2 separate regions of the Homo sapiens genome follow, and region 1 is linked to region 2. A link is a loop called in an ENCODE intact Hi-C map of the cell type or tissue named here. Cell type or tissue: heart left ventricle. All regions are shown on one strand.

Region 1 (8,000 bases), 54 kb after region 2:
GAGTCTCACTCTCTTGCCAGGCTGGAGTGCAGTGGCACGACCTCGGCTCACTGCAACCTCCGCCTCTCAGGTTCAAGCAATTCCCCTGCCTCAGCCTCCTGAGTAGCTGGGACTACAGGCGCGCACCACCATGCCCAGCTAATGTTTTGTATTTTAGTAGAGACGGGGTATCACCATGTTGGCCAGGATGGTCTCAAACTCCCGACCTCGTGATCTGTGCGCCTTGGCCTCCCAAAGTGCTGGGATTACAGGAGTGAGCCACTGCGCCTGGCCCTTCATCGTCCATCTTTTCTTTAAGGACAGGGTTGGGTTGGTTTTCTTTCTTGTTGTATCTCCAAGCCTAATATGGTATCTGGGTAAATGTCAGGTGGATTGAAGAGAAAGAATATTAACAAATCACAGGATCTAGGATCACAGGAAACTTACATGGCTCTCCTGTTTAATCTTCAAACTTCCTTCTAAAGCTGTTAGGATGTTAGGAGGGGCACAGGAAGGGGGGCACTCTAACTGTATCCTGATCCTGCATTAGCATTTCAGAGGCCGTTGGTTCCATCAAGAAACTGGACTGTGCAAAGCATGAAATGAGACACCACATTACAACCTCATCTGAGTAATCACCCAGGGTTTATTTGTAATTCTAAGGAACAGGCACCTCCAGAGACATAACTCCTTCCTTAACCAGGCCTGGCTCTTCTGACTGCCTTCCGCCGTATAAATAGGAAGCCAGCTTGCATATTTTGCATTAATGCCTTCACGCAGGGCTGCTTTGAGTTTATTTTTGTTGCTTTCATTTTAAGACTGTGTTTATACCTCTTAGACTTCCAGCCAGAGGAAAAATGACAAGATACAAACCTTGTCCTTTTTTCAGGGACGCTCCAGACGGTTCCTGGAGGCACATGGGAAGATTAGCGACTCAGAGATGCCAAGTCACTGGCATTGGGTAGTTCTCCAAAATGGTTTTTTTTTTTTTTTGGTGGAAGAAACAGATACATCAGACTAGTCCAGCGTCTCAGTTTCCACACTTCATAACAATGGGGCACCGTGCACCTAGTGTCTAACTTACCACGCTGCCTTTGGGCCACAAATTCCATACTGTAACAGCCAATTACCCAAAACACTAAATAGGGAATGGCTCAAAAAAGGCTGTCTCTGAAAAAGCAGCAGCATTTTGATGAGCAAAAATAGTAAGAGAGGATTTTTTAAACTTAGAAAAACGAGGAAAGTTGAACCCAGCTAAGAATATTTCTGAGACACCCCCCACCCCTTGTGATTTTTCTCCCGCTAGGATTTTCCCTTGACTCGCCTCTTTAGAGACTGCTAAACACACACACACATACACACACTCATTTTTTAATCCCACCAACTCTCCTCGCCCCAAGGCCAGAGGCTTGGCGGTGACAGCTTCGAACAATGACATCACCCTAGGTTTGCCTCCTTGGCAGGGTCACCAATACTGTTTGCAGTCAATTTCCTGTAAAGGCTCTTTAAGGCAGGAAACTAGTCCTGTGCCTTGAGTCCTCCCCCTGTTCTGAGCCATCGTGTCAGGTCAAAACAAAGACTTTTTGTGTTGTTGTTTTTTTCCCCTTTTAGGAAAACAAGACTTCCCTGCACTTTTAATGAGCACCTTAATTACAAGCTAAAGAATTAGATATATTTACGGATGACCTCATGCTCGCTGATAATTAGCAATTTGAAAGACCTGGCACATCCCTAGACTCAGTTCTTTCTCCTTCACCCCCTCCCCCAAGCATTCAGGTTAATTACTAAGCTTGACCTTCCAAAACAAAGTGGGTTGGGCCCAGTCAGTCCCTACCTCCCCCAGAGCTCCCCAGCACCGAGGGGCTTGTTCCTCCCTCCCACTAAGTCAAGAATGGAAACTGCCTTAGAGAGGGTTGATTAGCCTGGGATAATGATCTAGGAGGGGTGACAGATTTCTGGGGGCCCCACTCTAAGTGTTGACAAGTTTTAATTAATGCCCAGGCTAATTGAACCCTGGCACAGTCAAGGGGAAGAAAACTGCTCATCTCAGAGGCAAGAAGTGTTTGGATATGCACAGTCCCAGCCGTGATGGCGGGGAGGTGTCTCCGAGCGGGCTCCCACTGCGGACCTGTGTGTACTTCGTGTTCTCCTGGCACGTGGATCCCACAACTGGAGATGCAGCTGACTCAGGCAGTTACTTTCCATACATTTTCTTGTGCTAGAAGGGTGTCAACAGCCTGATCAGGAAAGCGCAAACCGGGTGGCCTTCCCTTAGGGTCCTGCCTCAGGCCAACAATGGGCAGCTCCTGAACAAGGCTGCACCGCCCCACCCCCAGCCCCCATCGGTTGTCACTCCGTTGTAACATTTTCCAAATTTGCTTCAGGCCTGCACCCTGTTAGGGGAGAGGCTGGGAGGCGGACATTCTCCTCATTCTTTTGCCTTATTAGGTTGTGGATTTGATTGCTTTTGGGGGGGACAGGGGCGAAGTTGAAGAATGGCATCAGGAAGTGACCCCAGGAAAGGGGGGGGCGCGGGAGGAAGGAGGAAAAGGGAATGGAGCAGCAGGCGTGAGAAGCACTGTTGGGAAGAGGCCTGGAAGGGGCAGGGCTCCTCCAAGCCCTCTAGAAAGTCCCACGTTCCAGGTCGGCAGCTGGGCACAGGCTCCTGTGCACCTCTTGGCCCCATCTGACAGCATTTCTGGGCAGTTATTTTTAGGGTTATCAGTGGGAAGCCCTTCCTGCTTCTACATCACACACCAACTGAAGAGAGGGCAGCCTGACTCCAGGCTGTGGGATGTTTCTAACTTGAGTTGGACTTTGCTTTGCGGGGAAGGGGACCCAGGGAAAGAAGGGAACCCGGGGAAAGAGCCCCCCGGCTGATAGCAAACTTAGTAACAAGTTAAATTACTCATGAAAGAACCTTCCTGGCACTGCCTATGGCACATCCCAACACAAAATTGTTCAGGGCCTGTAACTCTGAAACAAGAAGCCACCTCCCAGATAATGAGGCCCAGATGGATGCAGGGGCTGGGGAGAGGGCTGCGTTAAGTCACTTGCTCAAGTGCCCACTGCCACTTGTTGGAGGGCACTTCTTCGAAGTTGCTGGCTGGGCTCAGGACTTGGCGCTTCCTGGGGAGCACTGGAGGAAAGGGGTGTATGTTTTGGTTTCCCACTGAGCTGCGTATTTCAGCAGGCCCCTTTGAGGGGGAGACTCAAGTAGCAGATCCCACCTGGATGCAGGACCATGTGCCATTGAAATCATTTTGGGAAGCTGCATTTATTGAGCACTTACAATGTACCAGGCACCAGAGTGCTTCCTGCGCACTATCACGTCTAATCCTCAAACTGAGGATAGGATGATGCCCCTTTTCAAAGAAGGACACTGAGGCTTAACCCCCGCCACCTGCCCAGGGTCGCACAGCCAGCCGGTGGTGGAGGAGGTGGGTGTGGAGCCCAGGTCGGCCTCCCTCCATGCTCTGGCCCAGCCTTCTTGCCACTGACACCTTTCACTACCTCCTAGTTCTGGGCAGTGGGGAGTGGGGGATGTCAAAGGCACTCTCCCACAGGAGCTTCAGTGCTCTCAACACCCCCTCCCGGGGTGCAGCTAGCTAACTGCTTGGGCCCAGGGACAGCCTGTGGTACTGCGAATCCCAGTGACATCTGAGCTGCCTCCTATCTTGGTGGGTAGGCTGGGTGCTATCAGCTAACCACCAGCTGAGCAGGTGGCTCCTCCCAGCCCCTGGGACCATGCAGGAAACTCTCTGATCCTGAATAGCCTTTAACTTCCCCAGAAAAAACTCTCCCAAAGTGGGAGTGAAGCAATACATGCCTCAAATACAAGTAATGAGCTCTAGGTTCTCTTCTCAAAACATGTCCACCTCCTTATCATCTATGCCTTTCAAAAAAGAGGAAGGCAGCATCTCATAAGGACTGCTGGGCAGGGCCTCCCCGGAAGTCTTAACCAGGTGGAAAAGGAAATAGGAACCGGCTGTGCTAATATCCCCCAGCCCTCTCCTTCATGGCACTGCAGTGCTCCCGTGCCCAGGCTGCAGGGACGGGCTCAATCCAGCAACACTCACCACCCTCGCTATCTCCACTGAATCCTTCTATGGTAAACCTACTGATGCTAGGCAGTCTAATCCTTTAGGATGGAGGCTGGAGTTCTCCTGGATGATTTCTGCCCCTACCTTACTTGCACGAACTGAGCTATATTACAGCTGTCATGTGTTATCTGAAGTGGGGAGAAACACATCTGAAACCACACAAAGAGGCAAGCGCCGCTACCCTAACCTTATCCCACAGTGGGACCAGAATGCAACTCGGTTTGTCGGTGTGGGGAAGGCAATATCAAGGACACTGCGGTATTTAAGTCACACATTTGGCCATGAGCATCTGAATGAGTTTAAAAAAAAAAACACAACACTGGAGTATTTCCTGGGATGGGAACGCTAAGTTCCACAAGCAGCACTAAGGCAGTTATTTAAAGAAAAGAATAGCACCTGGAAGCGTAGCTTGGCAGGCAGGAATAAACTGAAGGCAGCACACTCCTAGGCCACCCGCGTTGCAGGGCAACAGAGGAGCTGTGGCAACCCAGCCTCGCCAGCAGACTGGGAGCCGATCCCACTTCTCAATACAGGGCGGCCGTTCCGGCTGCGCGTGGTCATCTGGGCGGCAGTGTGCAGCACCACACGCCCTGAGGGGCTGAGACACAGGGCTTGGGGAGACCCTTGGACATGAGAAGGGAGTCTCTCCATTCTTTTTGTCGAAACCTGTGCTAATTCTGAAGAGGCCATCAGCAGGCTGAAAACATATGCCTCAGAAGGCACCCCCTCCCACCTGGGGAGAAGAGTCTGGCCCACTCACGATATCTGTGACAGTGACAGGACGCATGAATGGATACGGACCCAGAACGACAGGTCTGGCTATCACAGGTTCTAAGACATGGCCAAGATGAGCATGGTACCTCATCCTTCAAACCAGCAGCTCCCCGAAGACGATGCTCATGGGGACAGGAACTGGTAGCGCTACTCCAAAGAGGCAGCTAAGAAATGTTCGATTGCACGCCGGACCCCCTAATACTTGCCCTCGGCAACCTGCCCGCAGCGGGGGCAAAGGCCCGCCCCTCCTGCACACTCACCTCCTTTATGAAAGTTTCCATGACTGACCCCACCTGCCCTGATTCACCCCTTTCCTCTCCCGGGACACAGCTAGAGTGCTGTGAGCTTGTCGGTGTGCCGTTTAGTGTCCTTCTGAGGTCTCATGTGGCCTTGCTCTCTCCCCAGCTACACCGCGAGCTCTTTGAGAGCACGGACCAGGTCTCCGGTTTCTCTCATACCCCTAAAGGCTCGGCACAGAGCTCTGCTCTGAAGAGGGGCCCAGCGAGGGCTGCTGTCTGGCCATGGCGGTCATATTTCTACCTGAGTGCTGGACTCTGGGGCCCAAGAAGCCCCAACTCATGTTACACAAGAAGCCGGTTGGCTATAAAATGTGGCCGGGCGCAGTGGCTCACACCCGTAATCCCAGCACTTTGGGAGGCTGAGGCGGGTGGATCACCTGAGGTCAGCAGTTCACAACCAGCCCGGCCAACATGATGAAACCCCGTCTCTACTAAAAATACAAAAAACTAGCTAGGCGTGGTGGCCGGCACCTGTAATCCCAGCTACTTGGGAGGCTGAAGCAGAAGAATCACTTGAACCCAGGAGGCGGAAGTTGCAGTGAGCCAAGATTGTGACATTGCACTCCACTCCTGAACAACAAGAGGGAAACTCTGTCTTTAAAAAAAAAAAAAAACAGACCCACTTTGCTCAGCAGCCCCTAATTCTGTTACCCAAGTGGTGACTGCTGGAGTCTTTCAAAGGACCTTTTATGTCTTTATAGTGTGATAGAAAGAGGCAGCTCCCCCTCCAAGACAGACTTTCCTATCTGCAGCAGCTTGGAGCAGGTTCAGCTCAGCATAAATGCATAATAAGCCACCCACCATGGAAACTTACAGCTGTGTCCCAAACGTGGGGTAGGACTCAACCTAATCCGACACATTTTCCATGTGCCATGCACCTCTTCCCACTCTGAATTGATTTTATAAAGTGGAAGTTTTGTTTTTGTATTTAAGGGGATAAGAATAAACACACACACACTTATCTCCCCTCCTATACAGCTACTTAAAAGATTTAACAAGTTCACATGGCTATGCTGCCAGGAGAATGGAAACCTCGCCATCTTCTTTCCAGCTGAAGCAGCTGGGCTGGCTGCACCATCACAGGCCACCATAATCATTTGCTCCGTTATACTCTACCCACGGGGCGATTTTTGTTGTCAAATCATCAGTGCTAAGGCTGAGAGAATCCCAGCCCATGTTCACTCTAGACAACCCATGAAGGTAACTTCTTGCTGGGTGCTGTGTGTTCAGAGGCAGGAGTGTCTATCAATAGCCCAGAGCTCCCTGTTGCTGTTCCTCCCTCCTTGAGTAAAAGCCACATAACTCGTTTGACAAGCTCTGCCTTCAAATGGGGAGTTGTGGGTCCAATGAAACCTACTGAAACCTGTCATATTCCTGGACTGGTTTCCAGTGAGGTACAGAAAGCTAAGCACCTCAGACTGAATCAGCCTGTATGCCTGTCTCTTTCTCTGAACTAGAACCACCCTCACTCCAACTGACCAAAGGAAACAAGGAGGAAATACTAAGTGAAAGAGGGATTTATAGAGAAGGAAAGGACCTAGGAGAAAAGCCAGTTTAAAAATCAGGCTGCCAGGCCGGGCGCGGTGGCTCACGCCTGTAATCCCAGCACTTTGGGAAGCCGAGGCGGGCGGATAACGAGGTCAGGAGATCAAGACCATCCTGGTTAACACGGTGAAACCCCGTCTCTACAAAAAATACAAAAAATTAGCCGGGCATGGTGGCGGGCGCCTGTAGTCCCAGCTACTCGGGAGGCTGAGGCAGGAGAATGGCGTGAACCTGGGAGGTGGAGCTTGCAGTGAGCCGAGATTGTGCCACTGCACTCCAGCCTGGGCAACAGAGTGAGACTCCGTCTCAAAATAAATAAATAAATAAAAATAAATCAGGCTGCCATCTTCTACAATACTTATTGGAAAAAAAATCAGGCTTCCTGGCTTCCAACTTCAAAGAAGGAGACTCAACATTTTACAAAAGATGCTTTGTAAAGCAAGTGGCATCCCACCAGGTAGAAATGGCCTCTTGATGGGACCAAAGGAGGCTGGAACTTGTTCATGTTGTAAAAGTTAAGCTCCCTAAGAGAGCCACACTACAAAGCCATTATGAGTAGTACACAGTGCCATAAAACTCCAGATTCAAAGTTACCAACGCTTTAATCAAATACACGTGCCGACTGCCGAAATCATCACAGAGATAACTGCAGCTTTTGTTTGGCTGATTCATGTTCTGCCGTCTTGGGGTTCCCACTTTAGAAGTCAGTTCTGGTTTGGCCTGTCCAGGAGGCCTGGGAGGAAAGGGTAGGAGCGCCAGAGTCCTGGAAGCATGAGGTTCCTGACCTACTGGCATCTAAGAGGGACTGAGTTTGCAGGCGCAAGTTGAATGTAGACTCATCAGCACTTCTAACAACACAGCTCTAAGCAATCTGGCTGTGCCCATCTCTTCCACGGGCTCCGCTCTGACCACTCGGGCCTTTCTGCTCCTCGGGGGCCCCCTTGCTTGGTTTTCTCTGTTGGAAGCGCGTTCCTCTGGTGCTCTCTTGGTTCTCTCTTTCTCATCCGTTAAGGAACAGCTGAAATGCCACCTCTTTGAGACCTTCCTCTCCATCTGAAGTACCTGCACTGCACACTCCTCCCCTCACCACCCGCTCGCAAAGCCATTCCCAATCACTAGACTTCAGTGTAGTGTAGAAATAACAGCATAAACTTGAAAGCCTCAACTTCTACATTCAAATCCTGGCACTGTCACAGGGGCAAGTGGCTTAAAGGCCCATGGATCCATTTCTGCATGTAAGGGTAACAACACCTGCTTCACAAGATTATACAAGTGAGTCCATGGGTCGGGCATGGTGGCT
Region 2 (8,000 bases):
GGGGTGGGGGTGTCGGTGGAAAGAGCAGTTATAGCCAAGGATCCTATTTTTGAGCAGATGGCTATTTTGGGAGCCCTGCTGCCCCTCGAGGGCCTGTGGATTTTCCATGAAGTAATGGCCTGGGCCTCCTGCTGCCTGGGCCCGCCCTGCTGCTGGCCGCTGCACTGGTGGAATAAGGCCCCATTCACCAGCGCGACCCTCAGCGTACTAATTGTGTACACAAGTTTATCTGACTGGGTGGGGAGGGGAAGGAGCCCGGCTGCCTGGAAGCTCTTACAATAAGTGTATTCTGAGCAAGAAAGGGAAGGGGCCGAGCAGAACAATAGGCTCACTGTGCAGCCTGGTTCCCTCAGGGACCTATGGCTGGGAGCAACGGAGGCTGGGGCCCATCCCATCAGGGGACCAGGGCCTACTTGGGGTGGCCAGGAGAGGTGACACCCCCAGGGACCCCTAAAGCCTGAAGAATCAAGACAAGGGGCCAGACACCTCCCTCCTGCTAGAGAATCCAAATCCTTCAGGTGTCCCACCTGGGGCTGAGACAGGATGGGCAAAAGGCCTCATCCCATAAGGCCCTTCCCTGGCTTCTGGAAGGAGGTGCAGTTGGGGCACTGGGGACCCTATTCCAGGCCTTGAGGCAGGCTGGGCCTCGGCGTGCTGCCGCCACCAGTCTGGGCAGGCTGTGGTGAGAGCCAGGTGATGATAGTGTCCTGAGCCCGCACGTACTTGAGCTCCTGGGCAATGGCGGCGATCTGCTCCACGCGGTCCTGGTGCGCAGCCAGGTCGCTCTCGAAGGCCTCGTGCTTGCGAATGAGGGCTTTGATGTCCGATAGTGTGGCCGTCTCGTAGTCCCGGTGCTTCAGCATGGCTTCCTTCCCTGGTAGGAGCAGAGAGACGCTTAGACCACAGCACGGCAGCTGTGGGGCAGGAGTCTGGAGGGGCTGTCCAAGCAGAGGGAGGGAAAGAGAGACTGTGGACCCCACATCCTTCCATGCCAATGACAGTGGCATGGAAACTTCCAGAATCTTCTTCCGTACCCTCCAGGGATCTCTAAGCCCAACTGTAACCTGGATGGACCTGGATGGACACTTCAGGGTTGCTCAGCCTGAGAGAGAGATTCCATCTCAACCTGTGTGTCCTAAACTTAGCAACTTTTGTTAGTAGGAAACCATACAAATCGGGCCGTGGTAGCACGGCTTAGAAAGGTAGCACCTGTTTCTGGAGGGCTTTGATCCGGAGAAGCACCCGGGGTCAAAGCCCATGTCCCAGCAGGCTTGGGGAAGGGGAAGCATCAGAGCCAGCTTCTTCTAGGACCCTGACCCTGCACCCGCACAGGTGGTGGTCCTCTCCACGTCTAAGTGCCCCACGCTGTCCTAAGGTGTCCTGTGTGCATTGGGGCGGGCCCACCATCAGGCCCTTTAAAGGAAAGGAGGAACGCTGTTATTAGTCCCTGATCCTGGCTAATTACACATCCCAGAACCAAAGCTCAAGGAAGCCCTGCAAGCAAGTGAAGGTCTTTAGGGAACCGCAGGGAAAATGCCAGCCTGGGAAGGTGGCTGCACCCCAGCTCCTACAGGGGCCCTGCCTCAGGCACACCACCTTGGGCTTCCCCCAAGTGGTAGCGGAGATCCCCTCAGCTCTGTCCCAGCACCTGACAGCTGCCCGCCCAGTGCAGCCACCGAGGCCTCTCTGGGCCTGTGCCTTCATCTGTAAAATGGGGCCAGCCCCAGTACCTGTGTGGCATGGAACTATTCTCAAGTTTCAGTGAGGTGGTGTTCGAGCACAGCAGGCATGGAGCCAGTACCAGCCTCACCTCAGCCTCTCCCAGTCTCAACTGTCAGGCACCTACCAGACTCCCCACAGGATCGGCTCTGGCACTGATGGCCAAGAAGTGGGAGGCCTGGGAGACTCTGGCTCCACCGGCCCTGCTGCGCAGCCCTGGGGCAGGAGGCTCAGCCACAAGGCGGCCTTGCAATTCCCTTCTCCAACTGCTTTCTCCCAGGGGCAGGAACCAGAAACAGCAGGTGACATCTCCCTCTGCCTCCGCAGAGTCCTGGCAAGGGTGCACCGAGAGGATGTGGGCAGCGGACCATTGCCACAGCTATCTGGGATCCAGGCCAAGGGACAACTGGAGTGGGGACAAGGGGTCGTTCGGGGTTGGTCGTATTCCCAGGAAATCAAGTCCCTCAGAGAAGCATCCACGACGACCCTCCCGCTGCGGGCTGTGGGGGATGGTGAGGGGTGTGGAGTGAAGGTGGCCCACCCACCCCAGGGCGGAGGAGGCCGCTACGACCAGACCCTGGGGTGTGGAGGGCCTGCCTGTCCTGTTTCACGTAACTGCTACTTGAGAGGACAGAGGCTCTGAGTCTTGGGAATTAGTAGGCCAGCCTGCCTGGGGGCTCTGGCAGACGCCATGGGCAGACCCGCGTGGATGCCCAGTCAGGTAGGGGTGGGGCAGGGACGTGTGGAGGCCGCTGAACCAGCTGGGCCCTGGCCGGAGACTGAGCTGGCTTCTAAACACCTCAGGTGAAGGCTGCCCCAGAGCCCTTCCCAGGGGAGGAATGCCAGTGGGGCCACCACACCCAGCCCCTTGGCCTCAGGAAACCATCTGCAGGGCCTCATGGAGCCCTGTAGAGGGACTGAAGAGCTGATGGGTGGGCAGAAAGACCCCCAGAAGGTTCAGCCACAGGGCGACGCCCAGGCCTCCATGGATAAGGACGGCTGGAGCCACCTGAGCTGTCTGTTGAACGAATGAGTGAATCCGGGAATGGATGGAGGCCACCAACCACACAAGATGGCATCGGTGCTAACACGCTCTCCTCACATGGGTGCCTTTCTGCCAGGCAAGAGGGAAGTGCGGCACCCGGCCTGGCCAGGCCCTTCCTCCCTCACTATCCACTCTCTCACTCGCACTCTTTCCTGGTAGCAAAGGGGCTGGGCTGCTCTGAGGCTGGCAGCTGCCGCGGGAATGGCGAGCTGAGCTCATGTGAGGAGGGCACAAGCTGGGCCGTGGCCAGGGCTGCAGGCCGTGTGGAGCTGCACACTCGCATGCGGGCCAGGGTGGGGAGGGGTGAGAAAATGCACTCAGGAATGCAAGGAAGGGCTCAGCTGGGCGGAGTGGCGGCCGGAGGGCCAGGGAGACTGTGTTGGGAAGGTGGTGGCCAGAGTGGGAGAGGAGTCCTGTGAGTGGCTCTTGTGGCTCTCCCAGGCACTGGCAGCTTTCTGAAGGCTTCCAGACCCCTGGGATCTGAAATCTCAACCTTGGCATGACCCAAAAGAGGGCCAGGGACGTGATGAAATCCCACATCTGGAGCCAACGGCCAGGCAGCTGCAGGGCTGCCGAGAACAGAAAGCACAGTGGCGCTCCTGCAGGGGGAGCCAGGCCCGGGAAGGAGGCTCTGGGAAGGGATGGGAGGTGGGAGGAGCTCACAGGTGGGCCATGCTGAAGGGTGGGCCGAAGGCAGTGGGTGAGCACTGTCTGAGGGTGAGCACTGGCTGTGGTCCGGCAGCAGGCCCAGGAGGCAGGCCCTCCTCTAGCCTGAGGGACGTGCCAGTGAACATGGGCTCCCCAGCCTTCCGTCCACGCTCACAGAGGTGTGGGAGAGGGAAGCCGACTCTGAACACAGGGTGCGGGGGATGGAAGAGGCCTGCCCCACACACTCGCCCTGGATGGGGAAGACACGCAGAGGGGACAAACAGATGGGTGTAAGGTCACTTCCCTGAAGTGCTGGAGGGGGCTTGGCTGTGTTCCTGGATGACTGACAGGGTCCCACCTCTGAGGCGAGGGCAGACTGGGCAACAAAGAGGACCTGGCCCCTGAATGGTCCCTGCTTTCTGGGGCTGAAGGAATCCAAAGCAGCATTTCTTTCCTTTTTTTTTGAGACAGGGTCTTGCTCTGTCACCCAGGCTGGAGTGCAGTGGTACAATCACGGCTCACTGCAGCCTTGACCTCCCTGGCTCAATCAATCCTCCCACCTCAGCCTCCAAAGTAGCTGGGACCACAGGTGTGCACCACTATGCCTGGCTAATTTTATTATTCTAAAATTTTTTTGTATAGGCAGGGTCTCGCTATGTTGCCCAGGCTGGTCTCAAACTCTTGGGCTCAAGTGATCCTCCTGCCTTGGCCTGCCAAAGTGCTGGGATTACAGGTGTGAGCCACTGAACCTGGCTCTAAAGCAGCATTTCTGACACACACACATGCTCCCAAGCAGCAAGAAAGGGCACCTGAGAAACAGACCCAACGTGGCAGGGGGCTGTGTGTGCACACCCATGCATGCCTGAGAGACAGGAGGGGAGCACGGGAGCGGGGCTGGGCAGAGTGGGGCAGAGCTGGGCCGTACCGTCAGTCCAGGCCTCGTGGATGGAGGCCTTCTGCCGGAACTTCTCTGCCAGGTGGTCGAGCCGCTCCAGCCTGCGGATCTCATTCAGCAGCCACTCCTCGTAGCCCTTCTCAGCCTGCTCCAAGTGCTGCCAGCCATTGTTGATGTCCTGGGGCAGGGCAGGAGCAGGCAGGGCTATCACAAGGAAGTGGAGGCACCCAGGGGGATGTCTCCAAGGGATGCTGATGGGAAGGTGGCAGAACTTGGCTGGGGTCATGTCTGTGTCATGCTTTGCTATTATACCTGGATGCCTACACAGGGCCCCCCAGCACTCAGCAGGTACAATCAATTCTGGATTAACAAAATGAATGCGTGAACGGGTGAGTGCATGAATGAATGGATGAATACCATAGATGGGGAGGTGGTACCGTCCAGGGCGCACTGCCCCTCCGCTGATGAAGGGCCTCAAGCACATGGCGGTCATGCCATCATGGCAGACCACGGCTCCAAATTCACACCACTCCACACCCACACAACCCGTGGCAAGGATTTGGGATGCGTATAAAACCCTGGGTGTAAAATACAGTGAGTGAGGGCCAAAGGGGAGCACAATGCCGAGTGAAGTGCACCCCTCCCCGACCACTGCATCCGAAAGGCCATGCCATGTCCCACAGGACATCAACAACTTAGGAAAGATTACGCTGGCCAAACTGCCCACAGGCAGTTCTAGGGCTGCCTCTGCCCCTCACAGCTGCTCCCATGTGAATCCTGGTGCTCACCGAGACCATCTTGCCCTCGGAGGGCATGAAGGCGGGCCGGTTGCTGAGGCGCAGCTTGGTCTGCAGCGTGTTGAAGTTGATCTCCAGCTGGCACTTCTCCTGCACCTTGGGCGGCTTGTGCACACGCCGGTAGTCGCGGAAGTCCTCCAGCTTCTGCTGCATCTCCTGGATAGTCTTTTGGGGCACACGGTCCTCCAGCCAGGGGATGGTGCGCCGGATCCACTCCAGGAGCTGTGGGCCACAGAAGCCAGCGTGGCCTTTGTGGGGGACCCTCAGAGTGCTGACGGGCTGCCCCCCAGCTTATGGGCACATGGGATCTGGATCTTTGAGGGCCCCACCTTAGGGGGTTACCCCTGCTCCCCAGCCCAACTTCTCCACGATTCCTGCTAGAACCCCCAACCTGGAACTCTGGGAGCGTGGGCTCCCTCCCTGTCCCTGCATCACTGTACTGTTCTCTTGTTACTTCCTGTTCCTGCCTGTGCTTTTCTTTTTAAAGACAGGTTCACGCTTTGTCACCCAGGCTGGAGTGAAGTGGCATGATCATAGCAACCTCCCGGGCTGAAGCCATCCTTCCACCTCAGTCTCCCAAGTAGTTGGGACTACAGGTGCCTACCTCCGAGCCTGGCTGATTTTTATTTTAAGTTTTTATAGAGAAGGGGGTCTCAGTATACTGCCCAGGCTGGTCTTGAGCTCCTGAACTTCAAGCAATCCCACTTTAGCCTCCCAAAGTGGTGGGATGACAGGGGTGAGCCACCATGCCTGGCCCATGCCTTTGCTCTTAGTCTTTTCCCTCAGGTCTAAGAGGGGAAACCTCCACTCCCATGCCCCCGCCAAAAAGGTCCCTTTCCATGCTGTCACATGCCCCACTGCCGCTGTCTTCACTGAGCTCCATGCTGAGAGCCTGACTGCTTCTGGGCTCACTAAGTGCCTCAAGGGCAAGGCCGACAAGCCCACCTGGCTCAGTCTGGCTAGGCCAGTATGTGCACTGGGCCTGGGACATAAATTAGAAAATAAAATTGAAAAAGAAACAAACATATTCTTTTAGGAACTACTCAGATCTTTAATGGAGTGAGAAAGGGTAACAAACAGTTGGACATTCTAAAACAATTCTAGGCCAGGCACGCTGGTTCACACCTGTAATCCCAGCACTTTGGGAGGCTGAGGTGAGTGGATCACCTGAGGTCAGGAGTTCAAGATCAGCCTGACCAACATGGTGAAACCCCATCTCTACTAAAAAAAATACAAAAATTAGCTGGGCGTGGTGGTGCGCGCCTGTAATCCCAGCTACTTGGGAGGCTGAGGCAGGAGAACTGCTTGAACCTGGGAGGCAGAGGTTGCAGTGAGCCAAGGTCGTGCCATTGCACTCCAGCCTGGGTGACAAGAGTGAAACTCCATCTCAAAAAAATAATAAAACAATTCTAGAAGTACAAAATCAGTTATCTGCCAGCACGGACAAGCTGGAGAAGTGGTTCCCAAATGCCAACTTCTGGCAAAGTGAGAAATTCAAAGACAGAAATACCTCTGTGTGGATACATTGTGAGGCGTGCTGCCAGCTGCCCTTTCTTGGCAATGGCTGGGGTTCTAAGAATAACCTTTTTACCTTATCTTGGTGTTAGAAGTGCTGGTGGTAACAGATGGTAGTGTTTCTTTTTAAAACATCCGTAACTTGGCAAAATAAAAAGCTGGCCCTCTTAGGTTGGACATCCAATAGTTTTTCAAATTTTCCTGGTCTATGAGATTGCAAAATCTGGGAACCACTGGTTCTAGATGAGCAGTCAAACCACTGCTCTTTGGGAAATTTTATTTTATTTTATTTTTATTTTAATGGAGTCTTGCTCTGTCGCTAGGCTAGAGTACAGTGGCGCAATCTTGGCTCACTGCAACCTCTGCCTCCCAGGCTCAAGCGATCCTCCTGCCTCAGCCTCCCAAGTAGCTGGGACTACAGGTGTGTGCCACAACACCCGGCTAATTTTTGTATTTTCAGTAGAGACAAGGTTTCACCATGTTGGCCAGGCTGGTTTTGAACTCCAGACCTCAAGTGATCCACCTGCCTTGGCCTCCCAAAATGCTGCGATTACAGGTGTGAGCCACTGCGCCCAGCCTACGTTTATTTTTTAAATATGGAGATTTCAAAAATGAAGAGCCTCCAGAAGAGTTGTACTAACCACCCTTATTTCCAACTGAAGCATTGGGTTTGGACTCTAGAGCAGGGCTGCCTGGGTGAAGCCCAGCTCTCTGTCCCACTAGTCATGTAACAGCAGGCACGTGCCTGACCCTCCCTGGGCCTCAGTTTCCTCACTTGGAAAGGAGGATAATCCGAGTTCCCGTCTTGCTGGGCTGCTCGTTAAGCACCTGCACAGGGCCTGCTATCCTATTGGTTCCCAGGCCCCTCTCCATCCTTCTGAATCACTCTCTCCAGGGCCAGGGCACGGGAAGAGGGGCTTTCACAAAGCTCCCCAGGTGATTCTAAAGCACTGAGGTGCCCAGGAAACACTGTCCCTGAGCATCTCTGTAGGAACCCAAGCTCGGGAGCCCAGGGGCTGGCTGGCAAGGTGGCTGCCGGTCTGACCCTTAGCCTTGTGGAAGCAAACGGAGAGGTCGTGTACACACCAGCTGGCTAAATGCCATGGTCTGTGACCACGCAGCCTTTTCTAGGTCATCTCGCTGCCACACCTGCTTTCCCCCTGCAAGAGTCACAGTGACCTCTGGCTGAGGATAATGAGGTGGCCCTGACTTTCACTGGGGGAACACTCACGTCGCTGGCCAGCTTCTCGTAGTCCTCCATCAGGTGCTCGTTCTCTTGGTTGACAGCCAGCACCTTACAGATCCGGTTGGCGGCAGTTTCAGCCTGGAGGGGAGCACACAGTCAGGGCTGCCTGGGGGCTGGCCACCCTCCCTCCTGACG

The links. Hi-C counts contacts between places; a loop is a spot of excess contacts. Peaks named below come from ENCODE experiments on the same cell type or tissue, not always from the same donor. Only the 100,000 strongest peaks of a DNase experiment are listed, where the experiment ranks them.
Region 1: a loop joins it to region 2, with 2.7 times the contacts of the local background. A loop is called at or near these places in 56 of 110 quality-filtered maps.

The regions. Positions count from the first base shown.
Region 1 is chr19:38,660,679-38,668,678 of GRCh38, reverse strand. All of the region lies in intron 1 of ACTN4 (actinin alpha 4), which reads right to left. Among named protein-coding and RNA genes, the nearest start is that of ACTN4, 17 kb to the right of the region's middle. RefSeq lists enhancers at 603-682, 1,521-2,210, 2,276-2,570, 2,211-2,900, 2,901-3,590 and 1 more and silencers at 1,656-1,950, 2,276-2,570. In heart left ventricle, no CTCF peak of the experiment used is centred here; DNase peaks (open chromatin) are centred at 2,277, 2,558 and 4,568; H3K4me3 peaks cover 3,861 bases; H3K27ac peaks cover 8,000 bases.
Region 2 is chr19:38,714,412-38,722,411 of GRCh38, reverse strand. ACTN4 (actinin alpha 4) reads right to left here. Exons shown (of 21, transcript NM_004924.6): 9 at 7,851-7,943; 10 at 5,096-5,326; 11 at 4,338-4,485; 12 at 724-874. All of the region lies in intron 1 of LOC107985291 (a long non-coding RNA gene), which reads left to right. Among named protein-coding and RNA genes, the nearest start is that of CAPN12, 26 kb to the left of the region's middle. RefSeq lists enhancers at 3,056-3,776, 3,811-4,656. In heart left ventricle, a CTCF peak has its summit at 3,364 (motif pointing right); DNase peaks (open chromatin) are centred at 181, 3,031, 3,367 and 6,644; H3K27ac peaks cover 6,493 bases.